2 separate regions of the Mus musculus genome follow, and region 2 is linked to region 1. A link is a loop called in an ENCODE intact Hi-C map of the cell type or tissue named here. Cell type or tissue: left cerebral cortex. All regions are shown on one strand. Each heading gives the region's core, and the rest is flanking DNA. Links, peaks and the distances in the headings are about the cores only.

Region 1 (16,250 bases), core at 3,977-11,976:
CAAATTCATCTGGAAAAATGAAAAACCTAGGATAGCAAAAACTATTCTCAACAATAAAAGAACCTCTGGTGGAATCACCATGCCTGACATTAAGCTGTACTACAGAGCAATTGTGATAAAAACTGCATGGTACTGGTACAGTGACAGACAGGTAGACCAATGGAACAGAATTGAAGACCCAGAGATGAACCCACACACCTATGGTCACTTGATCTTTGACAAGGGAGCTAAAACCATCCAGTGGAAAAAAAAAAGACAGCATTTTCAACAAATAGTGCTGGCACAACTGGCGGTTATCATGTAGAAGAATGCGAATTGATCCATTCTTATCTCCTTGTACAAAGCTCAAGTCTAAGTGGATCAAAGACCTCCACATAAGACCAGAGACACTGAAATTAATAGAGGAGAAATTGGGAGAAAGCCTCAAAGATAGGGCACAGGGGAAAAATTCCTAAACAGAACATCAATGGCTTGTGCTGTAAGATCAAGAATTGACAAATGGGACCTCATAAAATTGCAAAGCTTCTGGAAGGCAAAAAACACTGTCAATAAGACAAAAAGGCCACCAACAAATTGGGAAAGGATCTTTACCTATCCTAAATCTGATAGGGAACTAATATGCAGTTTCTCTTTCTAAACTCTAAAAAAACTGTCCTCCAGCCTAAAACAGAAACCCGAGCAGCACAGCCTCCCACAGCACACGGGAAATATGCTGTGCCTTGAGGACAGCAAATCTCCCCTAAAGGTCAACCGGTTAATTTAAAGCCTGTGCCCCTCGGTAGCACTGTGTGACTCTTCACTGTACGATGAGCCATGTAACCAAAAGATGGATATTTCTATTTCATACCATCTTGGGGGAAGCATCCCATTTCCTTTTTAAGTATTTAAAAATCCAAAATAAACCCACTGTAGAAATATTTTTTAATCAAAAACTGGAATATTAGCATTTAGAAAATCATTTTCAATAGTATTTCCAATGAACTTTATTATACCTTATGTAAGCACGAAGGTGCTTTTTTCCAACTTTGGGACTAAAGAAAAAGGGTAAAAGAGTTTTGATGAAAATCATTAAGATCAAGTCAAATTCTCATAAATTCCTATAGTTAAAACGGTCTGTCTGGATAGATGAGGACAGAGGCAGCAAGTGGGTACCTGCCCACTCCCCCATCATACAACCAAAGCACACCATCCAAATTTCCAGCACATGGTCTGGGTTTGAGTTTTTTGACTATCAAAACTAATGACCTTTCAGTCCCTGCCTTAGCAATCGTCAGGCCACTCTCACAGAGGCTGCTGCCTCAGTAAGAGGAGGGGATGCTGCATGCAGATCAAAGATCTGGCTGAAGCAGCTGATGCTGACAGGCAAAGGCAGGTCTACAGAAGTGGCTGACCGCTCTGGTGTGAGATCAGTGTGAAGAGCCAGAGCTAACCCATCACCCAGCAGCTGCTTTCTACAGGACTAAAGCAGCCAAGGTCTGCTTCGAGAGAGAAGACTGTGGCTTTGTAAGACATACTGCTCACATTTTGGTTTAGTTCTTGATCAGAAATCTAAAACTTAAGCCTGGCATGGCGGCGCACACCTTTAGTCCCAGTACTTGGGAAGCAGAAGCAAGCAGATCTCTTGAGTTCAATGCCAGTCTGGTCTACAGAATGAGTAGGACAGCCAGGAGTACAGAGTGAGATTCTAGGTTAAAAAAAAAAAAAAAAAAAAAAACAGAAAAGAAAAGTAGAGAGAGACAGAGGCAGAGAGAAGAGAGAGAATAAAAGAGAGAAATCTAAAACTTAGTGTTTTACACCAATAAAAATGTAATTCATTTTATGAGTTCATAGAAATAAATTATAAAGAAAAATAGACACTACATGTTTATAATGATTTCCCTGGAATCTGCCACTTTGCCTGGGAAAATACATATTAAATTTATTATTTCACTTCAATTCATTCTTTTTTCACCCTGTGATTTTCTAAGCAACAGGCACTAAGCAGGTAATACAACTACTGGGTAGTAGGTAACATTTTTCTCAAGTCCTGTTTCCAGGTAAGAACTTCATGAAGAAGTTCTGGCGTTAACTACCTACATAACACACCTGTCACACAAGGCAGACGAGGCAGGGATCTCAAGGCCAAGCCAACCTGAACCTGGGCTATACATGAGACCCTATCTCAAGAACTTAGAGAAAAAGGTTTATAAAGAGAAATGAGTGTGGCATATCTTGTTATATTATAAATAGAAGGAAACTGGAAACCTGGCTTTATTTTGGGATGTGTGTGTTCTAGGGTTAAAACTGAGGCTTTATACCTGCGAAGTAAGTATGTCCCAGGTTTGGTTTTGTAACTACAAGTGGTTGGCAACTGTTTCCTTAATAGTTATCGCAGGAGTAGGTCCAACGTGAGTCCATATGTAGCCCTTCTCCGGTCGGGTGGGAACCGTGGGAAATGGTGAGGACCTTGACTTGAAATACTCAGAAGGCGCGTGGCAGACAAATTCCAGGTACTCCATCTTCCTTGGAAGATCTTCCTCTGGCCCTAAGGGGCAGCCAGGGAAATGTTAAGTACAGTTTTGAACACAGGTATCTTCTTTGTAAAATGTTAGCAATCTTAGACACTTCAGCAGCAGCACTCTTAGATGACCTAGCTGCTGTTACCTCGGAACATGCACTACTCTGAAATCACACTCCATTATTTACTCTACTTCAACTGATTAAGGCATTCAGCATCCTCCCACAGAGTGCTCAACTAAGAAAGGATCCTAAGATATTGAGTATTCGTGTCGTTTAGGAAGTGCCTGTACTGTTCTAAGAACTGTACATACACCCACACTTGGAGTCCTCACAACTTCCGCATGGGGCTCTATTTCTTCCAATAGCACATACAGGCACGCTGAGGAAAGACAGATTAAGGCCTGGTGAAGTTCCTTAATTAGCAGGCAAGTGGAGGGGCTATGAAACCAGTAGTCTGGTCCAGAGCTTGAGCTCCGGCTGGCACACCATCTAGTCAGGGAAGCATCCACACTGAGGACCATGAAACGGGAGAGGGGAGCCTAGAAATCATTCAGAGCATCATGGCCTCTGGTGTTCCAGACTTGTAGACACAAGACAGTCATCTGGTCATACAACAAGCTTGACAGTGAGTGAGAATAACATGGGATATTGGCTATCTTTAGGGTTATCACTAAGAAGAAATGCCACTTCCTTTTTGATGCAAAACAAACGCATGCCCAATTCAGAAAGAATGACAGTACAAAATAACTGAACTTTCAAAATGACACTAGGCCAGTCATTTTTACGAGTCTGTCAAGAACTAGTTGTACTCAGTCTTTTGAATGCCTTGAAATGAGTACAGTATGCCATTTCAACCATCAACAGTGAAATGAGTACAGTATGCCATTTCAACCATCAACAGTGATTTTTTTTAGACTAAGATATCGCGTATGCTGTGTAGAAGGATGTATACTGAGAAAGGTTTTTATAGAAATAATTATGAAAGTTCTTTTAGAAATTGTTTTTGAAAATTGAATAGGTCCCCTATATAACCTAGGTTCCTATGTGATTCTTGTCATACAGTTTAGGCTTGGGACACGCAAACATTTCTTACCCATATCATGTTAGTGGGCATACACTGTTCTAGCCCATAGTAACAAATGGCATTCAAATATCAACTATATAAAATGTCTATTTCCTACAATGCTTTTTGCTTTTTTTGTACATAATGATATTTATGTCTTTTTCTATTCTGGATTGAACTTTGTTCTAGCCTCACTTCACATACGGATGGTCTATATTTTATGTTATGTGCTGGGAAAGGGACCATTAGGCAGGTAATCATGGTCAAATAAAAGCAAAAGAGTGGGCTCCCTCAATTTCAGATAAAGAACTACAGGCAACTAAGAAACACTGAGAGGAAATTGGTCATGGTGTTTTCTGATCGCAACAGAACAGTAACTAAGAAGGCCCCTATCCCCAAGCTGGTTATCTATTACCAAGTGGTCAACCCTGAAATTGTATGCATAAAGTAACATTAAATGGACGCAGTAACTTGTATTTACATATTTAAGAATATACAGTAATATATACAATAATAAAACAATTAACAATAAAAGAAGTGGAACCATAAATTTGGAAAAGAATGGGGTAGGGTACACAAAGAGGATCACAGGAAGAAAAGGAGAAAATATAATTGCATTTTAATTGAAAAACATAGTGGACCCCTAAATGGTGAGACTGGTGTCCTTATAAGAGACAATGGAGTACTCTCTTTCAGTGTGCACACAGAGAAAAAAAGACCATGGGAGACACAGCAAAAACCCAGCCATCTGTAAGCCAGGAAGCAAGCCCTCACACATGGCCATCGTCACAGCACCCAGATCTGACTTCCGACCTTGAGAACAGTCTATTGCTCAAGCCCCCAGTCTCTGACACTTTGCTCTTTGACAGCTCACACAGACTGGCACATTCATTCATAATGCACTGAAGAATGAAGTAAATCTAAGATGCTGGGCTTCACCTATTATATATGATGCAGGATCAAACTGGTCTCTGGGACTGGCGAGGGTAGGAATGAGCCATGTCAGCGCGGCACTCTTCTCACAGTACTGGTCCTGAATAAAGCCCCTGATCTGAGCATAGTACGGCTTCCCATCTTGCTCATCAATCACAGAAACAACGTCACCAATTTGGTAATATACTCCCTGGGGGAAACAGGACAATCTTGTATTTAAAATAGTAACAGCCTACATTCATCAGCAAGCAAAATTTCAAAATAGTAAAAAAAAAAAAAGTCTGAATATCAATGTTGTTTGTTTCCCTTCTGAATGAAGAACAATTACATAATACCAATATATGACAATTTACAACTGGAGAAAAGATTTTTTTATATCATGAAAGTACTATCTCTACCTTTAAAAGAAAAGACTTCATTTTTAAGAATAGTTTTGAATTCACAATAAGATCATGGGAAGTAGACGGGATTTTCCTTAGTTCCTTTACCTGGCACATATACAGCATCCTCTCCTATCCGCGTCTCCCACTGTCAGAGTCAAACACTCACGGTGACTGCTGAACCTACACGCCACATCATGATGACTCAAGCATCATCAATTAACTGAGTAATCTTGGTGCTCTATAATCTGGGGGCTTGGGGCATGTACACCATGGATCCACGGTGATCAGATCACCCAGTAGGTCCACTGGCCTAAAAACCCTCTACACTGTCCCTACTTTGTGTTAACAGCCATTAAGCTGGAGAAAGTTAAATGACGTGTTGCTCAGGTCCACACAAGGAAGCAACTCTAAACTACACACCTACAGTAACTGCCTCAGTGGTCTCACTATATACCACCTTAGAAATAAAAATAAAAAAACCAGCATGTGCTTGGTGAGACTAGATTCTAAACACTGCCCTTTTCCAGTTGTTTATTCAAAGAGAATAGATATGGTAAGTTCAAAAGAAACATTGAAACCTTTTTCTATTATAGGCAGCATTCAGGATGTTACCACATTTCCCAGACTCCTTGACAACCGTCTCCTCCCCGGTCTTCTGCTTTACATCTTCTCAACAACAGAATGACATACTCATTCTTGTTCTATTTATATCAAATTAACTAAGCTGTCTGATTCCAGTACTGTTTCTCCCTATGCTTCTGATATCCATCCCAGGTCCTCCTCCCTGGATCCCGAGATGGAAAAATCTCACTTTTGAATATTCGTAATAGTTCATCTTTATGACATGTAAAACTTCCATAAATCGGCAGTGGTGGTGCATGCCTTTAATCCCAGATCTCTGAGTTCAAGGCCCAGCTGCCCTTTCGAAGTGACTCCAGAGGCTTACCTTGTAGAAGATTGACTCTGCAGTGACTATGGTAGAAACAGATTCAGGCGCTTTGATAGGCTACAAAAAAACAGACGCAAAAACATTTGAGTACCTATATAGTATGTATGGCCATTTTACCATCTACATGAGAACTATCTAATTTGAAAAGAACAAAATACTATTTGGTGACAGAAACTACACAACACACACACACACAGAATGTGAAGCAGGTGAATATTTCCACAATTTTTGCTACCAGTAACTTAAAAGCGCAGAAAAACAAAAGGTGAAGTTTCTGATTATGCTGCTAGGAGCTAACACAACACAAAGCTCTCTAGCACTCCAGTAGACATTAATAGTCCAAGTATAGAAATACAGTGGCTCTAAAAGACTGAGCATGGCCAGATGGAAATTATAAAAAATATACAGATAAATATAATTTTGTTGCAAGCCTGAACTCTTTAGGGTTCTTAGTAATTTGCCACATTGTACCACCATTAAAATCCCTTTTTAGAGCTGCAACACAAAGCTTATCACAACGTAAAAATGGCCTTTCCTGACTTTGTGCCATTCTCCCAAGAATGGATATGCAGAGAAATTGATAATGAAGTAACTGAATAGAACACAGTCTGAACTCGCCACGCAAGCCTAACAGCCTGAGTTGACACTGGGAACCAAGGCTCCTGAAATCTGTCCTCTGATCTGACCTCCACATAATGTACCCGGCATATGCACCAGCACTCTTATGTACACAATTAAAAACACATGTAAAAAGAAATTAAGAGGGAACAATTAGGCCTGGGAGAAGGCTCTGCATTTGAGAGCACTTGCTCTTTCGGAGGACCCAGGTTCAGCCCGCAGCATTCACTGGCAGCTTCTAATTGTCTGTAACTCCAATACCTAGGGAGCCAGTGCCTCTGCTAGCCTCTGAGGGTACCTGGTGCACACATGCAGCAAAACACTCAGACACAAGAAATACAAATAAATCTTTAAACAAGAGTCTACTATCTTTATGACACTTCTCCTGGGCCCGTTTTACAAATGAGTATGCCTACTTTAGAAAGGTGTTTACTGGCAAGTGAGGTATTTTTGTTCCAAAAGTAACAACCAAGCTGAGATAAACAAAAACATCTACAATATCCTTCACTGTCCCAAATGTACAAATAAAACAAAACAAAACAAAAAACCCTTACCACAGCAGGCATTAAACAATCTTCATACATCAGCTTTAGAAAAAGTTTTGCATTCATAATCACCAAACTCATCATGAACCAATAGATATTTTTTTCTGGGTCTATCATAACAAACAAGGTACTGATGAATTATGTTATTTGCCTCGTTCTTTAAAAGACATAAAAAAGTTTTGTTCTTTTTTTTTTTTTTTTTCCTTTCCTTCTGTTTTTCAAGACAGGGTTTCTCTGTGTAGCCATGGCTGTTCTAAAACTCATTTTGTAGATCAGGCTGGCTTCAAACTCAAGAGATCTGCCTGTACCTGCCTTCTGAGTACAGGAATTAAAGGTTAACACCATCACTGCCCAGCAACAAATTTTTCTTAATTAACTATGTATCAAGAGTCATAACTTCATTAAATTGTCAATGAACAAATTTAACCAATTTATAAAAAAAAAACCATAATTTCTCTTTGCATACAGATACACTGTGCTAAATTATAGAACATTCCTCTAGATTCATATTTTATATCTTTCAGATGAGAAAAATAAAAGCTGAAGAAAAAAAAACTGAGAAACTGCTTTTCTAATGTCAAAAACTGCCAATTTCTTCCAGGAGAGCTGTCTTTTGGGAAACCTTGCCTTCCCTCCAGAATACGGCCTAAGTGCACCTGAGAGGTACACCAGCCGTGGGAAGGCCCACCACACCCACAGTGTCCCATTAGGAAGCACAATGTCCACAACCATCTTACATTTTTTAACTTAAAAATATGTCTTCTCCCTTTTCCTTTCGTGGAAACTTTCTTTTCAGCAGCTGGAGCCGATTTGTATTTGGTATTTCTGAGCCGGGCCGACCTTCTGTGAATTTCTTGCTTACTCTGTTACACAATTTAGAGAAAAGGAAATTAAAACTGCAGAAGAAAAGCCAATACAATAACCTCACAAAGATCAGAGGATAATACACTTTGTTAAAAGAAATTAAAAACAAAAAACTTAAAAGACCGAGGGCTGAGATGTTAAACTCTGTAGGGCCTCCCAAGAGATGGCGCTGCTTTCAAGCGGGAAGAGGACAGAAGTGGGGGGAGGACAAGGCAGGAACTATTTATTATTCGTTTGCTGAACTGATCTATTTTACGCCCCCCCCCAAGTTTCCTGCATATCTCAGAACAGAATTCTAATGCTGACATTTTTAGCGACCTACTAATTTATTAACGTGACAAGGACTTGATGGGCAAGAGGTCCTCGACCTACAAGCAAATGGCCTCGTCCGGCTGCCCCGGTGCGTCCCGCACCGCCCGGTCTACGGCAGGAAGCCCTTCTCCCGAGGAGGGAGAGGCCGAGGGCTCACCTGCTTGCCGCCGCCGCCCCCGTTGCTCTGCGAAGGACCGGCCGAGGTGGTGGCGAAGGTGGTGGTGCCGAAGCCACCGCCGCCGCCGCCACCGCCCCCGGTCCCGCCCGCCACTCCCGCGCCGCCGCCGCCCCGGCCCGTGCAGTGATGGCAGAGGATCTCGCCCTGTGGACTCTTCTTCCACATGGAGGACGACGTAGTCTTGCACATGCTGCAGGTGGGCTTCAGGCCCAGCGGCATGCTGGCCGGCTCGGGCGGCCCCCGCGGGCGCAGCGACACGGGAATGGCGGCCGTCTGCACGGGCCGCCCAGGGGTCGGCCGGCCACCTCGGCGACTGGAAGAGCAAGGTCGGAGGTGCTGGGCCGCCCGCGCCGGGACCCAGCGGCCACCGCTGACCCCTGGAGGCGGGAAGCGGGCTCCCGCAGCCCGGGACCCAGCCCTGGAGCTGGGCCGCCCGCGGGGCACGCAGGCCCGATACTCGGCGCGGCCTCCCGGGAAAGCCAGCTCCGCCCTAGGGGACGCTATCCGGGGCGGCCGCCGCCGCCGCCGGGGTCCCCAGGGCGACCACGACCCTGCCTCCGCCCACCGGGGCTTCCGGCGATGGGCGGAGCTCCCGGGGCGGGGCGGGGCGGGGCCGAGTGAACCAGTGTGCCTGACCTAGGCTTTGGGGCTCCGGAAACCCCGCCTACTGGCCGGAAGTGGCCCTGCCAGACTTACCATTGCCTGTCACTCTTCTGAGTTTACAACTGGCTGGGGGGGGGGGGGGCTGGGGGGGGGGAATGGATGTAAAATTTCCCGTTAAAAGTGAATTTCAAATGACTAGTGAGAGTGGCCCATGTAATAGTAGTTATATGATACTCATACTTATCCTGTGTTTTCATTTGATAAATGTAGCCTTATTGATCAAGACCCTTTTAAAAGTCTTAATTAATTAATTTGACTTTGGAGGCTAGGGAGGTGACCTGATGGTAAAGTTCTTCTGGCACAAGCTTATGGCCTGAGTTTGACCCCCAGTACTCACGTAAAAAGCTAGGTGTGTTAGGGCTGGAAAGACAGCTAAGACTAGATCCAGTATTAGCACCTACACTGTGAAACTTAATTTAACATTCTTGCTTGGCATACTACTTAACATTAGAATAAAGTGCTCTCGAGCCCCCTCCCCCCCAAAAAAAGAATTGAGGGTCTAAGAAATTCATATAATAAGAACATTCAGACAGAAAACAGCAGAAACACCAGTGTGGACTGGATGAGATTAATTTATTAGTCAATGATTTATTTTACCTGGGTCAATGTAACAGTGCTGTGCACTGAATACTGAACGTGAGGGGTTTATGAGTTAGTTGGGTTAGAAATGAGCAATGTGCAGAAGAATTCCTATCAATTATTTCTCATGAGTTATACTATAATTAAAACGTTACAGTTTTGTATTACACAGTTGGGTTCAGAGCTGGGATATTTGTATCTTATATGGCTTCACATCACTTATTTGCATAAAGAACAAGCAATACATTATACCTTCCTAACGTTTAAAATAAAGTATATTAGCATAAAGGCTCCCAAAGAAGATTCCTGGAGACTGCATTGAACACTGCTTTAACTAGGGGTGATTGCTGGAAGAATTTATCGTTTTCTGTGAACTTTGGTTCGAGGAACTGGACACATTTCAACCTGGATTTAAATCACTGCAAAACTAGTAGTTCTCTGGGAGGACCATTAGCAAAGCAGATACAATACACTTTCACCTGGAAAGGAGATGTGTATTATTTGAGAGAATTAAGCCTGAACATTGGCTATGTTCGTTGAAGTCTAAAGCTCCCAGGGAAACTAGCCCAAGGAATGAAGGAATTCCTAAGTACTGGTTACAGGTAAATAAATATTTCTTTAATTGAACAACTGTATGCTCAGTGGAGTTTTATCTATATGTGGCATGTGTATACATGATCATATGTGCCTGTATATGTGTCTAAGGACACATGCGCGTGTGTGTGCAGATAAGCACATGTGTGGAGGCTAGAGGTTGGACATTAGGGGTCTCCCTCAATCACTTTCTACCTTTTTTTTTTTTAAACAGTTTTTTTCCTGAACTTGCAGCTTACCAATTAACCTAGACTGGTTTAACCAGCAAGCCCCAGAAACCCCCCGTCCAAGTTCCCCAGGTCCTAACGTCCATGTGTGACCTTTTACATAGATGCTGGGAACTCAGACCCCCAAGCACATTACAGACTCAACTATCTCCCTGGCCACGTTTTAACTTCTTTGAAACAGGATCTTACTCCATCCCATGCTGCTCTGACACACACTATGTAGTCCAGACTGCAAGCCAGCAGCGATTCCATCCTCAGCCTCCTAATTGTGGAGACTGCAGGTGGGAGCCACCTCATCTAACACAACTGTGTCATTTAAAAAGTGAAGTTATGGCTTGTGTTTTCTCAGAAACAAGTGATAAGATGTGGATATCTACATGATTTGGAGACACAGGGTTGATGCTGAGCATCCAGTACAGAATTTTAGAAAGTCCTTGGAGGGTCTGGTGAGATGGCTCAGTGGTTAAGAGCACTGACTGCTTTTCTGGAGGTCATGAGTTCAAATCCCAGCAACCACATGGTGGCTCACAACCATCTGTAATGAGAAACCAGTAAAAAAAAAAAAAAAAAACATGGGCCTTGCTCCTTGCTCCTAGACCTGGCTGGAGCAAGAGGGAGAAGGGAAGGGGGAGGGGGATAAGTTGTTTTATCGACTATAAGAGAGAGGGGGGAGAGGGAAGAGAGAGAGGGGGAGAGGGAGAGCCAGTCTGTCTTAGTCAGGGTTTCTATTCCTGCACAAACATCATGACCAAGAAGCAAGTTGGGGAGGAAAGGGTTTATTCGGCTTACACTTCCATACTGCTGTTCATCACCAAAGGAAGTCAGGACTGGAACTCAAGCAGGTCAGAAAGCAGGAGCTGATGCAGAAGCCATGGAGGGATGTTCTTTATTGCCTTGCTTCTCCTGGCTTGCTCAGCCTGCTCTCTTATAAAACCCAAGACTACCAGCCCAGAAATGGTCCCACCCACAAGGGGCCCTCCCCCTTGATCACTAATTGAGGAAATGCCTTACAGTTGGATCTCATGGAGGCATTTCCTCAACTGAAGTTCCTTTCTCTGTAATAACTCCAGCTGTGTCAAGTTGACACAAAACTAGCCAGTACACAGTCCCTGGAATAAATGTGCACAGTGGTTCTAACAGCAGATAAAAGAACGATGTCCCTGGGTAGTGGTGGCGCACGCCTTTAATCCCAGCACTTGGGAGGCAGAGGCAGGTGGATTTCTGAGTTCAAGGCCAGCCTGGCCTACAGAGTGAGTTCTAGGATGGCCAGGGCTACACAGTGAAACACTGTCTCGAAAAAACAAACAAAATAACCAACCAAACAAAAAAACCCAACAGAATGAAGCTCTGTAGAGGGCCCAGACTCTGTGACCTGCCAGTAGATTGCCCAGTGTCTCAGCTGGAGGTTGGGTTTTTATTTCTATGGTTTATATCCCGTTACTCACACCTGACTTCATAGACAGTATGTCTCTTTCTTTTTCCTTTTAATTTATTCTTCTCTCATACAGTACATCTGATCCTCAGCCTCCCTCCTTCACTCCTTCCAGTTCCCTGTCCCCAACCTCTGCCCCAGATCCATTGCTCTTCCGGTTCCCTAAGCAAAAGAGCAGACCTCCCCTTGATACCAATTGAACCTGGAATAACGAGTTACAATGGGACAAGCACAGACCCTCCGATCAAGGCAGAGGATTGTGAAAATGTCCTGGGGAAGCTGGAGGTGGAGAGCAGGCGTGGGTCTCTGGCAGTCTAGGGGAGTGGGGCTGAGAAGATAGAACTGGAAGGCACTAAACCCTGACTAAGACACCCTCGGATCCACAGTAAGTTGGGCATATTGGTGCAGGTTTGTAATAACAATGCAGAGGGTGGTGGTGATGGGTGGATCACCGGGGCTCACTGACCATCCAGCCTAGCCCATCAGCCTAAACCAGATTCCGGAGAAAGACCCTGCCTTACAAAATAAGGGGCCAGCTCCCGAGGAATTAAAACAGGTTGGCTTCTCATTTCCAAATGTGAATGTATGTAGGTGAGTGTACGATGATGAACATAGGCACACACATGCATGCTTGTGCATGTGTACCCACAACACAAATGTGCATCACACACATAGAAACATGCACACACATACCTTCACATGAGCACATGTACATCAAAGAAAGAAAGGTGAAAGTATCACATGGAAAACACATTTTTCACCCTCAAACCCTCTGCCATTAGGGCGCAAGGTGCATTGTGGACAACACTTCATTCAGGAGTTGGCAGTTGTACCTCCTTTCTGAGCCCAGTTCCTCTACAGTGAGGATGCTGTTATCCAGCTCAATACTTGCTCGATCATTGCTGTGCTTGGCACACAGGGGCTCTAACTCAACCACGAGCTTCCCCATGCAGCAGCACCTCTCTTGCAGAGACCTGAGAGCAGTGGTTCTCAACCTGTAGGTATCCGCCCCTTCGGAGGTTGAGTGACCCTTTCACAGGGGTCATCTAAGACTTCCAGAAAACACAGCTATTTACATGATAATTCATAACAGTAGCAAAGTTACAGCAATGGAGTACCAACAAAAATAATTTTATGTTTGGGGGTCACCATGACATGAGGAACTGCATTAAAGGGTCTCAGCATTAGCAAGGTTGAGAATCACTGCCTAAGAGTATAGCAACATTTGCCTCTAGGACAGATAGGAATTACTAGGCAAAGATGTCAGGGATCAAATCAAGAGGTGAGGGAGGACAGCTTGTGAAGACTCTTATCTAGTCCCCTCCTCCCCTGAGGGATGCTTCAGGAAGACAATGAGGCTGGGGGAAGGGGGTGGGGTGGGGCAGGCATGGCTCCACAAGGAATCAGGAGGAGATATCTCAGACACATGTCTTAATTTGTGCTGCTGTAACAAATTACCAGAGATGGGGTATTTATAAGAAACAGACATTTTCCCCACAGTTCTGATTGCTGAATCCCATTCACTAGGATTTTACCCTCCTTTCTAAGTCTTACTTTTTTTCTTTAAATATATTTTAATTCGAATATAATTACTTCACATCTCCCTTACGCTTCTTCCTTCCAACACCTCCCATATACCTCCTTCCTCCCTCTCAGATTAATGGCCTCTTTTTTATTATTATTGTATATATATGTGTGTGTGTGTGTGTGTGTGTGTATATATATATATATATATATATCAACACCATTGTGCATACATATATTCACAAACATATAAATTCAACTTACTGAGTCTGTTTCTGTTGTTTATATGATTTCAGGACTGACTAGTTTGTATTTAATATACAATTTGGGGGCTCATCCCTGGAAAGGGTAATTCTTTCTCTCTCTCTCAATATCATTAATGACCTGTAGATATTTGTCTAGGAGTTGGACCCATGAGATTCCCGCCCCCTTTCCATATTAGCATGGCTATTGATATTGTCATTGTTTAGGCTTAGTTTATATAGACATTTCTAGGAAACACAGTCACATTTATACATTAAACTTTCCGCCCTTCTGGTTCCTACAATTTTTCTGCCTCCTCTCCCATGATTTTTCCTGAGCCTTTTGTGCAGTTTTGTGTTTTAGATGCATCCTGTGGGGACTGACCCCCCCTACAGTCGTGGATTTCTGCAATATGTCTAGCCGTGGTTTCCTGTAATACTCTCCATTTTCTGTGAAGGGGAGTGTTGGGAGCCGCGCCCACATTCGCCGTTACAAGATGGCGCTGACAGCTGTGTTCTAAGTGGTAAACAAATAATCTGCGCATGTGCCGAGGGTGGTTCTCCACTCCATGTGCTCTGCCTTCCCCGTGACGTCAACTCGGCCGATGGGCTGCAGCCAATCAGGGAGTGACACGTCCTAGGCGAAGGATAATTCTCCTTAATAGGGACGGGGTTTCGTTTTCTCGCTCTCTTGCTTCTTACACTCTTGCTCCTGAAGATGTAAGCAATAAAGTTTTGCCGCAGAAGATTCTGGTCTGTTGCGTCTTTCCTGGCCGGGCGTGAGAACGCGTCTAATAACAGGGGAGCTTTCTTGAATGGGAGAAGATGGCTACACTTGTGTGTGTAAGGATGTTTTAGAATTTAGTTAGGAGTCTTGCTGGACTAGAAAATAGGCAGTAGTAGGATCTCTTTTAAGACCTCACCCCACCTGGGTGGTTGACTAGGTTTCTAATACTAAGCCTAATTTCCCTCCTGTGGAGTGTCTTAAGTCCAATCACACTACCCAAATGTGAGGGCTGCTCTTGCACCTTAGCATGCTGGTCATTGTTCTGGTTCTTAGGCATCACAACTATATAGGATTATTGATCGCATCCTGCCCTTGCAGAATACTTTCTACTATACCAGCAATTAAGTTTAAGCATAAGAATTAGGGAAATATATTCAAACAATAGCACACAATGAGAGATGCTCAGTCTGGAGCCAAGGGAAGGGTTGAACTGGATCACACAGAAAAGTTAGTACATATGAGATAGATGAGAGAATTAGGATGGTCCTGCGTGTACATAAGTTGTGAAAGCAGAAGTAAAGGCCTCTGGAGGCCTTAAAATCTTACACTAACGGGAAACTCCCTTGGTTGTTCTTAGTGTCAGTATGTAAGACTTACAGTTAGCATGATTTAATGTCTGCCATAGTTCACTAATTAAAACTCTTGGCAAAAAGGGGGAGAGCAGATGTATAAAATACATCCCAGGCTAGCATCGAAAGGGATGGTCACATTCTGCTGCCTGATGATTAGAGGCCAGCAGAGGATTCGAAGATCATGTGTATCTGTGCCCTACCTGTTAAACGGGTGGTATCTGCAGTGAGTCCTACTTGGTTTAGTCACCTGTCAAATGGAAAGGTGACAGAGGCTATAAATCATAGAGTAGATGTTTTAAATGAGTTAGTTCATAAAGAATGCAAACGACTGCTACATCTGAAAAAATACTTACACAGTGTAGGATATGAGGCTGATGAGAAGAGAGAGGATTTCTTTTGACCAAATTGTAGTTAATTCATTAGTTACAATCCTGATGTGTAAACAAAGAAATCTTATTAACTGTGTTTTGGAAGGAAAACATATAACTAACTTAGGTTGATTGTTTACACCAACGAAATAGAGACACCGAGGACTGGACAGAGATAGTGTCAGGGGCCTGTGAGATTCTGAGGTTAAAGGAAGAGAGCAGAGGGTGATGTTGGGACTGACTCTTCTTTTTGGCCAGGGGGGTTTGGGGGAGTGGCCAGCATATGTCTTCCACTGTAGGCAAGCCTTCTGGATGTTCTATGCTGTAACTCGAGCACCATGGAACCACGTTCTGTGTAAGATATTCTTGCTTCCCGGTCTCATTCTTTGCTTGGGGTACTGTTCTCTTTGCCTGCATTGTGCTTCCTCCCAACCTTCATATTCAACACAATTATTATTCTAAGAACCAGCCAACACTTCATCTCTGACTCCATAATTCTAAACAGCAATTCCCTTCTGAAGCCCCTGCTTCTCTTTCTCTTACAAGCACACATTGCGCATGTCTCTTCCAACTACACAGGGAAGGACTCTGTCGTTTTCACATCTCTTTTGCTTCCTCACCCTCTGTACACAGTAAACCAACACTGAGTTTAATGACTGGGCTATTGAAAAGCTCCATAGAGGACAAGTCCCCCACCCCCACCCCTGCAGCCCAGAGATCCCAGAGAAGAAGAAGGGTTCAAGGTACCCGCTCACTACCGGCTCATGGGTCTTCCCTTACCAATCAGTCTGCCTTAGGTGTTTCATGACTTCCAACTGGTGGTGAATCTCAAGTATGACAGTCCACTCTACGTAATTGACTTAATGCTTAGGACCCAATGCAACCTCCTACCATTTGGAGACACCAAAGTCATCATGG
Region 2 (16,250 bases), core at 5,390-13,389, 250 kb after region 1:
CAGCACCAATCTCAATACCCAAGGATTATGGATCAACCTATGTGTCCATCAGCAGAGACAGACATGGACCAACCTATGTGCCCAACAGCAGAGACGTGAGTAAAGTGGATGCTTTATCCGCACACAATCAACATTTTTCAGCCATAAAGCATACAAAGTTCATGTCACTTTCAAGACAATGGATACAGCTGGAGGTGATCATATTAGGTGCATTGAACCAGTCTCCAATTTGTAGCTCAGAGATTTTATACAGAAAAATAAAATCATATGTGTATAGATGACATGAAACTAGAAGCAAAACTGTCTGGAGAGTAAAGTGAACTAACAGGAGGGGAGTGATGAGAAAGGGGAGCGAGGGAGAAATCTGCACGTACAATACATACTGTTAGGGTCCAAGAATTGCTGAAGAACAAGGTCTGAAATAGCATGCATGAGCTGTATTTCCTGCATGCAAGGGTCTCCCCATTTGGGAGAGCTCTGGTGAACTTGCTGACCCAGCTTTTACTGCCAGTTAGGGGAATTCCAGGGGGTTTCTTATTCATTCTAGATACCTATTCTTACTTCAGGCCATAAGACAAGCTGTCTTCAGATTAGCTGGCTAAGGCTATAGTTGGCTGACCACAGGTTCCTGGATCCAGGTTCTCATTTCTGGGAAACAGAGTCTTAGGCCTAGTCTCTCAGACTGCCACTTTGCAGCCTGTCATGGAATTAGCCTGGCTCTTGCTAACTTGATCTTCTCATACTTGGATGAAAATGTATACACACAATGAAAAATATTTTAAACAGAAATAAACTGTTAACCTTATTATGAGTTAATAATTACTGTTGTGTGATAATGGGAACTTCCACAATACAGAAATCAAAGAAGAAAGCTATTTGATGTTGAAGGTAGAGCTAATAATGATGTATGGGGCTTGTCTGGTGAGTTCAGTCCATGGATGAGAACAAAACTAGACTGCTTCATTCTCCCTCTTTGGTTTCTGTTGAGATGGATGGATTTGTATGAGATGGAACGAATGGATTTTAGACCTGTTTGTACTAGTTAAAGTCCCCAACAGAGAAACATACCAAGTCAGTGTGGAACCACCATTGTCAAAATTATTCCCTATGGATAGGATACCTTAAATCTGTGCACACCTTACAAGATAAAACATTAATATCATTTGCTCCTTTATGTTCCCAGGGCTCAGTGAACAGCCTAAGAAGATGTAGTATCTCCCTCTGGAGTGTCAGAGCACAAGCAAGCTAACTGGCCATTACGAAAGGTACAGGTTTCCCTAGGCTTAGGGGTTCTCCAAGCAATGAACTACACTATATGAACAAACGTTACCTGGCCCTCTTCACATTGCCCTGGAGGACATTGGATTCAGGGAACTAATACAATTCCTAATTCTCCAACTATAATTACCAGTGTGAATAATGAACAGTTCTCAGTTTCTGACCCAGGGTCCTCATATTTCCTGCCAACATCTTTGGCAGGCTACTTTATTATGCTACAAATCTCAGCCCTTTCACCATTCTTGACAGATGATACCTAGAAAACACATTTTAGAAGTCCTACATACTTTTATGTATGGAAGTGGCTCAGTGGGTAAAGTGTTTGTAATAAGCATGAGGATTACCAATGTCCAGCACCACTGCACTGATAGTGTATTGATAATGTATTGATTTTTCCTTCTCTTGTGTATTTTTCACGTCTGTCAGTTTTGTACAGGTTCACAATGCACCGTGACCATATTCATCCCCCACTACCCTCTCTCCTTTCCCACTCTCACTGGTTCCTTCCTTGCTCCTGAGCAGTCTCCCTCCTTCCATCAAGATGAGCAGAAACAAGATGGGATTCCTAGACAAGCCTAGAGAATAACTGCACTGTGTGTGCTGACTTCCTGAGCCCAGGCTAGGCTTCCTGGGAGGCCAGGTCTAACCCCCAACCACTGTGGCTCAGTGTTCTCAAGTTTCCAATTTACCTAAAAGCAGATGATAGTAGTGTGTGGTGTAGATAAACGATCATCACATGTTTCTAAAACTAAATTTAAAACATTTATCAATTGGGTTCCATTTCCTTGCTATAGTGACTAAGGCAGCAATGGCATTGGGGTGTATGTGTCTCTGCTAGGGCATGAAGTCTTCCGGGTATGTGCCAGGCATATATGTGACTGAAGCCTGTTAGTTCTATTTTTAATTTCTTGAGGAATCTCCAACCTGATTTCCATGATAGCTTTCTTAACTTTTCATTCCTATCAGCAGTGAGTAAGGGGTCCTCTTGTTTTAAAGAGAATGGACAAATAAAATTCTAGTTGTTCATCAACAGATTAATGGATAGTGATAAGCTTGTGATACATACATAAAGTCAAAATTTATTCAACGTGAAAGAAAACGAAATCACACAGTTTGTAGGAAAATGGATGTATACAGATCTATGTGTAAACAAATGTGTGTGTGCGTATATTGTAACATTTAGAGAGGAAACAGGAAAGAGATGTCAGATGATCCGGAAGAATGGAAGGCAGATGAAGTCATACAAGAGGACTTAAAGTTAACTGTTTTTCTAGTTTCAACTACCGTGGACTTTCTTCTTTTGATGGTAGATAAGTACATAAGATGCAACTGAAAATGAAAGTATGAAGTCCTAAGTAAGGCCCCACAGCTTCAGAAGGACCACAGAACACTAGAGAACGTCACTGAGTGCACAGAGTTGGGGATGAGCGAGTGTTGGTTTCCAGTGGCTACAGTACTCTAGCTGTGTGAGGTCTTTATTTGTGGGTTCCTTGCAATAAAACAACTCTTAAAACACAATTCCTAAGAACACAGTTCAACACCATGGTGCAGAATTGATACTTAACAAATGTGTTCACCACATTTTCAAATAAATTTGGCCAGAAAATTGTATGTGTTTTCTCCATGTAACATAATTTCAGAGAAGAGCTAGAGAACTGTATGTCTTCATGTTAACAAGTGTTTTGTGCAGGACACTGAGACTATGAATACTTTCATGTGTTTATTTTTCTGTATTTCTCAATTTCTGTAGTCATGTGGTGACTTTTACAAATAAAAAGCTATCAAAGCTACCTCTGAACTCTTCTAGGCTCCTAACAACTTCAGCTATGGTGCTAACTCAGAGTATGGTGATTCCATAAGTACAAATGACCCCCAAGGTACAATGGTGTGAGTTGCAATTTTCAAGCTTATGGTACAAAACTGATACACATTCAGCAGCAACCAGGCCCTGAAGTCTGAATCTTGATCTTTTCCTAGGCTGACAATCTGTGCTACGGGATGCTCGCAACAGCAGCAAGCCCCAGATCCTAGTCAGCCATTGGTTCACTAGGGTGGATTAATTGCATTTTCAACTTACTACATCATTGTTTGGGGAATAATTCAACTATAACTCAGAGGGCATCTGTATCAGACTGGGTAAGGCAAGCAGGGGTATGTGTCAAGGGATGGATTTTAAAGGTCCTAGGTGATCAAGCCATCACTAAGTCATCCCTTGCTGGGTGACTCTAGGAAGAACATAAAGGAGCCCGGGAGCACATGGCCACATTTACCTGAGGAGCTGCTAATTCCAGCTTACAGAGCACAGAGCGTGAGGGGATGGAGCCTTCTAGTGAGTGACTGGTCTATTCCAGTCCACTGACAAACCTTCACTTGTCAGGGAGAGTGTAAACCAACGTTCAGCTCAATGAGAGCATGGAGTAGACAGAGCATGGAGACACGGCTCAATTCAACTGCGCTAACTCCGACTATATAGGTCATGTTTGAGCATGGGGTGCTTTGCAAGGCAGATGCTTCACTCTCAGCTCCAACTTGGTCATTTTCCCTCACATCCAATCCTCCTGTGTAGGGTTGTTTACTAATCACTCATAGCTATATATGTAAGTCATCAAAGTCACTGTCAGAAATGGTATGGCTTAGCCCAAAAGCACACGGATTGCTACTTTCTATGTCTTCAGAATAATATAGAGATCAAAATTGCCATATAATGGACCTACTTTAAAAATAACATTTATTTTCACAACAAAATTTGATCCCCTCACTTCATATGTTACAACTGGAATCCTTATTGTTGTTATTTTTTTAATAGAACATCTTCAAAGGAGGAAAAGGTTAATACAGGGTTGGATTAATTGCAATAATTCCAGAAATACAACTGTCCATGTTGAGTTTTGTAAACAGGCACACAATAAGTGCCATAGAGTTTTAATGTCCAGGCTAAACAAGGGTGGACAATCCAGAAATTGTACCTAAGTAAGTACAAAGACAGTGCTATATATCTTTTAATTTTTTTTATTTAATCAAAATGTCCTGACATTATCTCCCATTCTCTCCTCTGTCTAGCTCCTCCCATGCTCACTCCCTCTCAAATTCATGGCCTCCTTTTCTTTAACTATTATTGTTACATACATATGTGAGTAATTCACTACTACAGCATACTGAGTCTGTGTAGTGTTCCTTGCATGTATGTTTTTAGAGTTGACCTCTTGGCACTGAATAACCATCTCTCTCTCAATAGTCAGTAACTCCCTGTAGCTCTTCCTCTAGGGGTGGGGTCCCATATGATCTCTCCCCCATCCATGCTGGCACATTAAGGAGCTTTGCAATTGTTTGGGTCTTGTTTAGACAGCCATATTATTGAGGTTTTATGGGTATTGCTTCATTGTCATATCTGGAAGACAATGGTATGTATTTTGAGGCATTAAGATGGCATAACAATCAGGTCTTTTAAGAGTTGAGGTAAAAAAATGTAAGAAAACATTCTAAATTATATCATTTCAGAACTGTCCAATGAGCACATAGTATTTCAGGGTGGGAGAGATGGCTCAGCAGTTAAGAGCCCTGGCTGTTCTTCCAGAGGTCCAGAACTCAATTCTCAGTAACCACACAGTGGCTCATGACCATCTATAATGTGATCTGATGCCCTCTTGAGGCATGCAAGTGTATATGAAGATAATGCACTCATATATATTAGTTAATTAACTAATCAAAGAAATAATTTTGTTAAAAAGCAACAAGCAGCTATTAAACTAAAAAAATAAAGTTGTACATAAGAATATTAATTTCTTTTCCTCCAGCTTGAGGCTAACAGATCCTATAGGTAAAACAACCTACTAAAAACCTCTTCATATCTATGGAATGTTCCTTCTGTTTGAATCATCAACCAGACTTGCCGGTATCTGCCTTTAGAAAGCTGTATGGCCAGTCTGCTGTCTACAGTTCTCCTACAGCTCATCAAGTTCTATACACATGTAATCACAGGATGATTAGGACATAATTGATCCATAATTTTTATAATTAATTTTGTTTCCCTAATTTCTTTCTTAGCTCATTTATACTTTGAATAGAGGACTGACTTGTTTGCATTAATTTTATATCCACTCAAGCTTAATTCTGTCAGGGAGGATATTAGATATTCAAATGTAAAATGTAAAACAATGGAAACTCACATTTTACTATTTTTACTGGCATTACACTCTGAAATTGAACTACAATTGACTAGCATATTGAAATAAGAGACAATCTTGGGGTTGAAAATGAGAAGAGACAGAACTAACACATATAACCATCAGCCTTCCTGTGCTGGGCATCCGACCCAGGCCTTCCACGTGCTGAGGAAGCCGCACTCCCACCCAAATCTACTACTAAAATGCAAACAGAAACTACAAGGCACATTCTGTAAAATCTTCGTACACTGTTCTACTGTAGAAATCAGGAACTGCTGCTGCTCCTACAGAGCAGCTAAAGCCTGCACCATCTAATGGACTGTTATGTTAACTTAAAATAAGAAGGGGTAGCTAGGACTATATGTGAGCACACTAACTGTGGAGTTCTTATGTGCTATAAAACAAAGTACCCACAGAATCATTATACATGTGTCTGCGGTGAAAAGTCAAAACTCTTGGGCCAGCAAGAGGCTCAATGGATAAAAACACTTTGCTTCCAGGCCTCATGACTAAGTTGGTCCTGGAACCCACTCAGCAGAAAGAGATCCAACTCCTAAAAGCTCTCCTCAACCTCCACATGTGCCTCAGCATGCACACACATAAGCACATGCACATACACATAAAATACATACAAAATAAATGTAATCTTAAATATTTTAAAATTTTTATTTAAAAAATTTAAATAAAAAAATAATTAAAAAACAAAAACAAACCTCTCCTGTTTTAAAAGTCCAAACTGGAACCAGTGCCACACCTGTCCGATTGCCTGCGACTCCTCCTGCACTGTCCTATCCACATAATCTCTTCAGTTTAGCTTCATATCTTCTCTGACTCCAGGACAGCAGAGCAATGCTGGATGTGCTCAAGTCATACCCAGCATGGGACAGCTCTCGGATGCGAGTTTTTAAAGTATTTATGCTGGAGTCTAAAATCCTCGGATTTTCAATTATTTGTGAAGCACTGATTTTTTCTTCTATAAGGCAGTCTATTTTATCATTAAACTTTTTCTCTGACAAGAAGACCATATTCAGATAGCTTAGGACAAACCTCTGTACCTCCTCCTCGCTGCATCCAAGAGAAAGCAGCCTCTCTCTTATGTTTGTGTAATTTTTTTTGGTACAGTCATTGGAAAGGTCTAAGATTCTAGCTCCTGGGCCACATATCAGAAGCAGCAGGTCCCGTTTGTTCAAGTTGAAAGTTGATTGTAAAAATTCAATGTTAGTTTTCACACGTTTGGTGCTCTGAATTAAGATGGAAGGGTTTTTAGAAATTATCTTCCTGACAAAATCTCTGGGATCATTGTGACCTAAGGACATACCAGTCTCCTGCAAAAATTCAACCATTTGCTTATTCAAATTCAGACTGTTGGAGAAGGTTCTGGGAGCATTGGTCAACAGTCTGCAGAGGCATTTATGAGTCAATCCAACAGAGCAAAGGAACTTTATATTATTCTCTAAGTTTAGATTGTTATTAGATCGAAAAAAGGATTCAGGAGAACGCTCCAAAATATTTACAATTTCAAGGTCTGATGCCATAATCTTTCTCCACAGATCCCACCGTTTTGAAAGACTTTCAGGAGTGCGTGTTATAGCTCGTGGATATCTTGATATGATGCTACCAATCACTTTGTCACTAGCTCCCTTGGACAGAAGGAATAACTTCAGCTCCTGCTCATTCGTAACAGCCTTGTTAAAAACTCCAGGCTGTCGCCTCCTTGCCATGTCGATATCAACGCCCATGGTGACTAAGTTGCTCAGCAGGTCCTCCCTCTCCTCCTCCAAAGACTCCTTGTCCTTACTGTCGCATTCCGCACTAAACGGCCTGAATGAAATCGACTTGAGGAAAACTTCTGCTGAATATTGAAGCATCCAGTCTCTTAAATCAAAGAGAAAGTTTCTTCTCACACACCAGATGTTTCTTGATGCCATAATCATCAGGTAGCCCAAAGTTTTTCAAATGCTGTGTAAAATAACATATAATGTTAACATACAATATTATGTGACTAACTAATGACAATATCCAGATCCTTTAAATGCAAGGGGCCTTCCAGGAGAAAGCATCCCGCCCTCCAGCTCTCCTGCCCACAGACACTAATTTCTTTGCTTCTGGCTACCTTAATCTAAAGCTCTAAATGTAGCTCTGAAAAAAAAACACACTTCAGATTGTCTACTTTCCATCTTTAATGTCTTTTTTGAATTTATAATATCCTTTAAGTGGATCACATTGATTACACATGTATATATATATATATACATATATATAACTATATGTTATAAATTATATGTTTATTACATACTATAACTTATACATTACCTATTATATAACATATGTTATATATAAACATTATATATTATATATAAGCATATATATGTATATGCTTACACAAATCTCTGGACAACACCTATCAACATCAATCTCTACCTCAGTTTACCAAATTGTTTGCTTGGTTACAATGCAATAATTCTACACTCTTTTCCATCTTCAAAATGATATAGTTGAGGGAATGTGGTGTAAATCAGAGGTAGGTCAGTGGTACAGCATACGTCCATAGCACGCATGAGGACTTGAGTTCAATTCCCCAACCCCAGAAAGAAGAAGGAGGAATTAATTTTCTAGTTCAAAGTTGTTAGGTTTTAAACCTGGGACAAGAGTTTGCCAAGAACACTAGCTGAAGGGTTCATTAAACATATCAAAGCTGACCTTGCTTTCCTGTCACATACACATGCATATACATATATAACTTTTATATAAACCTAAATTCTCCATTAGAAGCATGTCCTATTGTTTGTCTTCATTATTCTCATATTCCCATCACCTTCTTGGTCACCCCTTCCTCCTACCAGTACTAACTACATTTATATCAGACTCACCAGCAAGTGCACGTGCCTGTACTCACACACACCTTTTTAAAGTCTCACATATTGTTAAACTGCCTTTTCTTTCAGAAAGGGTCATTTTCTTGAATCCTAGTTGTATTGCAAGGCCTTGTATAAACACACTCTTCATTTAAAAACAGATTGTTCAGCCGGGAAACTATACAGCATAATGCAATTTAAAAAACAAAGGTAGATATTGAATTGACTCCAGTCTTACTCTAAAAATAAACAACATTCTAAAAGGAATGTTAAATTTAGCAAATATCACAAAAATCTCCATGATTGTAATGAGTGAGGTCCAAGGAGGAAGATATACGTCCTATTCTGTCCCACAGTTGGAAAGCTCACAGGCTTTTAAAGAAAACTGATAATCATTCGCATTGGGGTACCACAATCAGCTAATTTTTTGAAGCAGCATTTAAGTGGAGAGTGTTTGTTGGTTTGTTTGTTTGTTTGTTTGTTTGTTTTAGAACTACACTTCAGCATCGGATTTGTCGTTAAGATGAGAGACTTTGGATATTTCCAGAAAAGGTAAGGGCCAGATGTTTCTACCACCACACCGCCAATCCGAAAAAGAAAAAGGCAAAAATACAACCAATGTAGTAGAGAATAAAGAGATCCAGGCTAGACACCTTCAAATCATTTTTGTGAGATGCACAACCTCTCGCAAACTAAACATTTCTCAGTCATAATAAAAAGAAAACGGCAACGCATGGGGGGAAGGTAGCGGAATCGCAAACGCACTTTAATACCAGAACCCCACGTTACACATACATTATTTCGTAATGCCCTATATATACAACAACCTAAGGGTGGGCACTGTCCCTAAAGTTACAAATTCCGAGCCAATGCCGAGCTCTTTGCTGTACGAAGTGTGGAGGGCTTGATGAGTCTAAACTCAGAACCGCCGTAATCCCACATCGAAGGCTCGCCTTCCCTCGGGCAGTTCTGCAATGGCCTTTAGCCATTCATCGCCCTGTCTAGCAGAGACTCGCAAGCCGCTCGCAAAGGCTCCAGCAGCTCCCCAGCCCCAGCCCGCACACTGCATCCGCGCTCCTACCAACGCTCCCGGTAGACACCTTTCACTTCCGCCTCTGGACGCCCGGGAGGGAGCGGAGTGCGGAAGTAACGGCTGACTTCCGGCCTCGGCCTGGCGCAGAGGTGACGTCACTAGCCCGGCGCGCTGTGCCTAAATCCTCGGCCGCCTGACCGCGGGAGCCCAGCAGGGGGCGGCTGAGACTGTGGCTGCGGGGACTCTGGGCTCTGGGCTGGTTCGAGACCACAGGGCGGCGCCAAGGCTTCCCTCTGGCTGGGGCTGAGATTCTGCCTGTACCAAAGAACAGGTTCAGTTTGATCTCTTTCTTTTAGGTTGCTTTATAGACCTTGGGGGTTTTTGTTTGTTTGTTTGGTAGGTTGGTTGGTTTTTATTTCCCCCAAATTCTTTTGCATTTTTCTGTTTGGTTTGGTGTTTGTAAGAATAAAGATTTCTATTTGGGAATTTAAATTATTAATAATCAGTTTACCCAGAAAGTGAAACTACTGATCACAGCTTATTCCTTGCCTGGGATTACTCAGTAGCTATTTATGGTGCACGTGTGGCTTACCTTCACCAGTATTGCGGAAAGCAAGACAACCTCTGCCTTCTGGACCGTAACTCCCATGGTCTCGCTTCTGCCTGAATATTCTCTCCTCAGCCTGCCCCATGGATTTTCATTTATGAACACCAGGAGATGGCTTTAGTCCTCTTGAAAGTGATATCAATGAGGAAAAGGTGCAGCTGAGATATTGGAGAGGTTGGGAAGACCAAGGGCAGGGAGAGAAAGATGAGGGGCAAAGAAGAGGTAAAGAGAACTAAGAGCAGTGTGGTAGATGATGTTTCTCAAGAGGCTGATTTGGGGTTCTCATCTTCCTTAAGGGTCTTTCTTTCTTTCTTTCTTTCAAGACAACTTTGTATGAAAGTTGTGTTGCTATGCAAACACCATTTGTTTTTTGAAAGGATGGTGACATGTAATGATGCTTGAGACTTTAAATGACTTCACTTGGAAGGAGGAGAGTAGGGAAGTCAAGATGAACCCCTCCCTAAAATTAGACTTAAAATCCTTGGGAATTAGACTCAATGTGTAGTTCAAATGCCATGTCTATGCTATCTTCAGAATTGCCCCTGGCCTCTTACAACCAAAGACTAATAATAATGATATAATTAGTAATATTGATTATTGTGCCCTTTCTGTCTGCCTCACTAGATTTTCCTTGAGAAGTTCACAGACCCTTACTTTACCACTAATGTCTAAGTCTCAACAAACCTAATTAGAGTGAGAAGAAATTAGCCCTCCATTCCTCTAAGAGAACCCACACATAAAATACCACCATCAATTGGCACCAGGATTCAATAAACAAATGTTCTTGCTACCTCTTTTTCAATTATACAAATCTTACATCTTCCTGTAATTACACTCAAGGTGTGTAGAAGGATTTTAATTTAACAACATGTCTACTCTAGCCAGAATACAGGCATGCCCTTAGCACATACTGTTAATCCCTCTAGCTGGAATACAAACATGCCCTTATTATAGACCATTAATCCCAAAGAATGAAAGTAAAGTTAGTTTGTAGAAGGAAGCACTCATGTTTGAATGTGATATCTATTGAATGGCAGATAACATGATGAATCAGAGAAACATTTGACAGAATAAGGATATGATCAATTCTCAGGAGAGAGAAGAGATGTGGAGGGAAGGATGGAGGGAGGGAGGAGGAAGTTTTACCAGGAGAGTTTTATAGAGATAGGTTGAAGAGAGAAAAGAACTAGATATAGGTAAAATGACAATGAGAAGGAGCCAGAAGATTAGAACAGATTGCTAAAATTAGTTTGAGGCCAAGCAGAGTCATTCAGTCAGAAGTGAGAAAAGGCAGATTAAATCAATCAGCTTGAAGGGGAGTTTGAGCCAGAACAGCTAAGTTGAGTCAGCCAGCCAGAGTCCCAAAAGAATTAGAAAGAGTGAACTCATTCATCAATAAGTCTCAGAGGCTGAACACATCCTAGCCTAGATTAGACTATTCTGAGGCTAGAAGTTTGCAGGAGAAGGCCCTTAGCAGATGGAGGCAGTAAGCCTCCAGAGAACAGTTACATCAGTGAATAAAGATACTTTTACAGAAGTCATTGTCTTACATAGGGTTACTACTGTTGTGATGAGACACTGTAACCAAAGCAACCTGGGGAGGAAAGGGTTTATTTAGCCTATGCTTCATCACCACTGTTCATCACCAAGGAAGTTCAGACAGGAACTCAGACAGAACAGGAACCTGGAACCAGTAACTGATGCAGAGTCATGGAGGAGTGCTGCTTACTGGCTTGTTCCTCATAGCTCGCTCAACTTGCTTTCTTTTTTAAAATTTTTATTAGGTATTTTCCTCATTTACATTTCCAATGCTATCCCAAAAGCCTCCCATACCCACCCACCCCCACTCCCCTACCCACCCACTCCCACTTTTTGGCCTTTGTGGGAAGCCACATGTGCCATTGCAGAGTGGCACTGACTACTGCTGGCCACCACGCATAAGTTTGGACAAACAACCAATGTATACATATGCAGTAAAGTTTTTTGCAAAGACACTGCCTGGCCCGGGCATGATAATGAGGCTTTGAGAGTATAACCAATCAGATGTGAGACATGCAAATGAGGTATGATAATGAGGCTCTGTGAGGTACAGAGAGAGAGTAGCCAATCAGATGAGGAACATGCAAATGAGGCATAGTGCATAACCAATCCGGGTGTGAGACACGCCTCTCCTAGGCCTATATAAGCAGCACCAGTTCTGGGCTCGGGGTCTTTTCGCCTCTACAATCAAGCTCTCCCAATAAACGTGTGCAGAAGGATCCTGTTGCAGTGTCGTTCTGGCTGGTCGAGTCCGCAAGAAGTGGTGCCGAAAACCTGGGACAAGAAACATCTTCAGGCATGAGCGAAGACCCCCTGCTACAGGGAGGATTCAGAACTGCATCGTGGGGAAGGAGTGGTTAATAAAGGTTCCCATAAAACAGACTGCTGAGAAGGATCTGGCGTGGATTCAGAACTCTTCAGCTGGGGAACGGTGGTAATGAAGTGTTCCTGCAAAACAAACTGCTGAGAAGGATTCAACTGCGTGGATTCAGAACTCTTCAGCTGAGGAACGGTTGTACCGGTAAGTATAAAGAAATTAAGGTAAGTCTCTGAGAGATATGCTTTCTTACGCAGTAGGTCTGGTAATTGTTGCTGGGTTTGTGTGGGACCAGCTGTTAAGGAAGGGCAGTGACTTTGTAGGAGTACCAGGAAGGCATATCAGAAACAGAGAGAAAGAAAAAAGAAGATGCGCGCAGAAAAATAAGTAACTTAAGAAATATAAAAAGAGAAAAAGAAAGGAAGCTAAAATATAAAGGTACAAAGGATAATATAAAATATAAAGATACAAAGGATAATATAAAGATACAAAGGATAATATAAAGATACAAAGGATAATATAAAGATATAAAGGGTAATATAAAAAATGAAGAACAAAAAATTAAGTCAATTTACCCTCCTCTCGAGGACTTTGACTAAAGAGGCAGCCTTCATCAAAGGCTTAAAGATAGCTCTCAGGGAAAGAGGAGTAACTATTAGAAGCAGCCACTGTGCAGAATTCCTAGAAGAAGGAGAAAAAATGAAAATAAGCTATTTCAGAGCCCTCCTAGGGACAGACGGAAAATGGGAGACGTCCTGCTTCCTCTCTGGATCCTATGGAGATATTTTTAGCTTCGGATAGGATATCTGTGTTCTATTGTCTGTTTTTGGTGCACCAAATTGTCTATATGTCTGTCAACTCATGTTTGTTTTTGCTTGGATGATTGATTGTTGTTCTGTGTTTCATGTTGAAAAATATAAAAAGTAGTCACAGTCTGCACAGCAAAAATTGACAAGTTAGCTGCACGGTGGCTGGGAGACAAGTACAGCTGAAAAAGCCCTGCTCAGGGCCAATTGCAAATGGAGCTTTTAAAGGGGCAGGCAGCCTTTTGCTTGTAACAGAAAGTTAGCTTAAAATTGGAAACCCAAGGTTGGAGTTATTCTAAACAACATAAGAAAACAGGTAATATGCAAAAGCAGTGTACAAAGGGTAGAAAGAGTATGTTTGAAAATAAAGTACATATCTTTACAAATAGAAGGAAAACCCTTTCAAGGTATAATGGATACAGGAGCAGATAAAAGCATTATATCTAGTAAGTGGTGGCCTGCTTCTTGGCCTGTTAATCAATCGTCACATAGCTTACAAGGATTAGGATATGAGGCTACCCCAACTATAAGTGCAAAATCCTTACAATGGAAAGATAAAGAAGGAAGGACAGGGCTTTTTCAACCTTATGTACTCCCTTTACCTGTAAACTTATGGGGAAGAGATGTGTTGTCAGCTATGAACTTTATACTAACTAGTGACTATTCTCAAAAAATCAAGGAAATGATGAAAGGAATGGGATATATACCTCGACTAGGTCTTGGAAAAAATTTACAAGGTAGAATTTCACCAGTTAAAGCCACAGTAAAGGCAGAAAAGAAAGGGCTGGGTTTTTTCTAGGGGCCACTGAAGAGCCTTTGCCCATTCCATGGCGTACGGAGGACGCGGTGTGGGTGCCTCAGTGGCCTTTACCCTCTGAGAAGTTAAAAGCAGCTAAAGAATTAGTACAAGAACAATTAGACCTGGGGCATGTGGAACCCACTCAATCACCCTGGAATACCCCCATTTTTGTTGTAAAGGAAAAGTCAGGTAAATGGAGATTGTTACATGACCTAAGAGCCATTAATGCACAAATGCAAGTTATGGGTCCTGTACAAAAAGGACTCCCCCTACTCTCAACTCTACCTAAGGATTGGAGAATTATAGTAGTAGATATTAAGGATTGTTTCTTTTCAATTCCATTAAATAAGAAAGATAAACCTAGATTTGCATTCACCTTGCCTTTTATTAATCATATGGAACCTGATAAAAGGTACCAATGGCGGGTATTACCCCAAGGAATGGCAAATAGCCCTACCATATGTCAGTTTTATGTAGGAAAAGCTTTGCAACTGGTTAGGGATGGTTTCCCCTCCTTAAAATTTTGTCACTATATGGACAACATTGTAATTTGTGGACCTGAAGAGGAAAGTATACAGCAAGCTTATGGCTTGCTTAATGAAACTTTAAAAAATAATGGTTTGAGTATTGCACCAGAAAAGGTACAGCAGTCTAATGTTAGTCATTTTTCTAGGAGCCACTATTACTTTACGATGTGTCACCCCACAAAAGATTAGTATTAGAAAAGATCATCTAAAGACACTAAATGATTTTCAAAAATTATAAGGAGATATAAATTGGATTAGACCTTTTTTAAGGATCCCTACTTCAGAATTAAAACCTTTATTTCAAATTTTAGAAGGAGACTCACATATTACCTCATTGAGACAATTAACACCTGAGGCTTCTGATGTTCTTAGGAAAGTGGAAAAAGTGATCCAAACAGCACAGTTAACTCGTATAAATGAGCAAGAACCTTTGTTTCTATGCATATTACGCACCATCAATCTGCCAACTGCTGTGTTATGGCAAAATGGTCCTTTAGTATGGATACATCCACATATATCCCCTAATAAGACTATAGATCATTATCCCACCATGGTAGCAAATATGGCCCACAAAGGGATAAAAACTTCAATTACTCACTTTGGAAAAATGCCTGATAGCATAATTGTCCCTTATACTGTCGCACAAACGCAAATATTGTGTGCTACTATAGATGAATGGGCCATTCTTAGATGCAGTTATTCTGGTTTAATTGATAATCATTATCCTAAACATCCGTTATTACATTTTATGTTATTACATCCAGTAATATTTCCAAAGATAACGGCTAATACCCCTATAAAGGGAGCCATTGATATTTATACAGATGGATCCAAAACAGGAGTTGGAAGTTATGTAATCAATGAAAAGGCTGTAAGGTTGCAATTTACACCAGGAGCCCCTCAATTGGTAGAATGTTTGGTGGTTTTAGAAGTCTTTAAAAGATTTCCTATACCCATAAATATTATCTCTGATTCTGTTTATGTAGTTAATGCGGTTTTAGCATTAGAGACTGCCGGAAATTTTAAGCAGTCTAGTCCAGTATCTGAAATTTTGGTGAAAATACAAAATTGTATTTTGATGCGTGAGCATCCCTTTTATATCCAACATATTAGAGCACATACATCATTACCTGGACCTATGGTTAAGGGAAATGCAATTGCTGACTCAGCCACCAGAGACATGGTTTTCCTATTACAAAGTTCTATAGAAAGTGCAAAGAAATTTCATCAGCTTTATCATGTCCCTGCTTCTACATTACTACAAAAGTTTAAGCTCACACGAAAAGAAGCCCGAGATATTGTCCTACAGTGTGGTAAATGTGTAGAATTTGTTAATGCACCTTCCGTAGGTGTTAATCCTCGCGGATTGCGACCCCTAGATGTTTGGCAAATGGACGTCACGCATATCCCATATTTTGGGAAATTACAATATGTACATGTATCCATCGATACCAGTTCTGGTGTCCTACATGCCTCTCCCTTGACAGGGGAAAAAGCAGTTCATGTCATATCTCACTGCTTAGAGGCTTGGGCTGCATGGGGCAAGCCCCTAGTGTTAAAGACAGATAATGGTCCTGCATATACTTCTTCTAAATTTAGCCAATTTTGCAAACAAATGCAAGTAAAACATATTACTGGATTGCCCTATAATCCACAGGGCCAAGGCATAATTGAGAGAGCCCATCGCACTCTGAAACAATATTTGCAAAAACAGAAAGGGGGAATAGAGGCTATGACGCCAAAGATGGCTCTATCCCTTACAATATTTACTCTTAATTTTTTAAAATTGGATGATGCTGGAAGATCACCAACTGAAAGGCATGGAC

The links. Peaks named below come from ENCODE experiments on the same cell type or tissue, not always from the same donor. Only the 100,000 strongest peaks of a DNase experiment are listed, where the experiment ranks them.
Region 2: a loop joins it to region 1, with 5 times the contacts of the local background. A loop is called at or near these places in 5 of 42 quality-filtered maps.

Annotation. Positions count from the first base shown.
Region 1 is chr5:3,639,057-3,655,306 of GRCm38, forward strand. Gatad1 (GATA zinc finger domain containing 1) reads right to left here and starts at 8,880. Exons shown (of 5, transcript NM_026033.2): 1 at 8,324-8,880; 2 at 7,728-7,853; 3 at 5,825-5,884; 4 at 4,502-4,685; 5 at 905-2,524. The coding sequence starts at 8,563. The coding sequence ends at 2,334. It overlaps LOC108169020 (a long non-coding RNA gene), which reads right to left. Exons shown (of 3, transcript XR_001784765.2): 2 at 15,318-15,395; 3 at 13,828-15,211. In left cerebral cortex, for the core only: CTCF peaks have their summits at 8,006 and 8,969; DNase peaks (open chromatin) are centred at 5,573, 5,740, 8,061 and 8,995; H3K4me3 peaks cover 1,635 bases; H3K27ac peaks cover 914 bases.
Region 2 is chr5:3,884,498-3,900,747 of GRCm38, forward strand. It overlaps Mterf1a (mitochondrial transcription termination factor 1a), which reads right to left and starts at 9,436. Exons shown (of 2, transcript NM_001013023.2): 1 at 9,378-9,436; 2 at 6,084-7,400. The coding sequence starts at 7,369. The coding sequence ends at 6,230. In left cerebral cortex, for the core only: a CTCF peak has its summit at 9,652; a DNase peak (open chromatin) is centred at 9,619; H3K4me3 peaks cover 753 bases.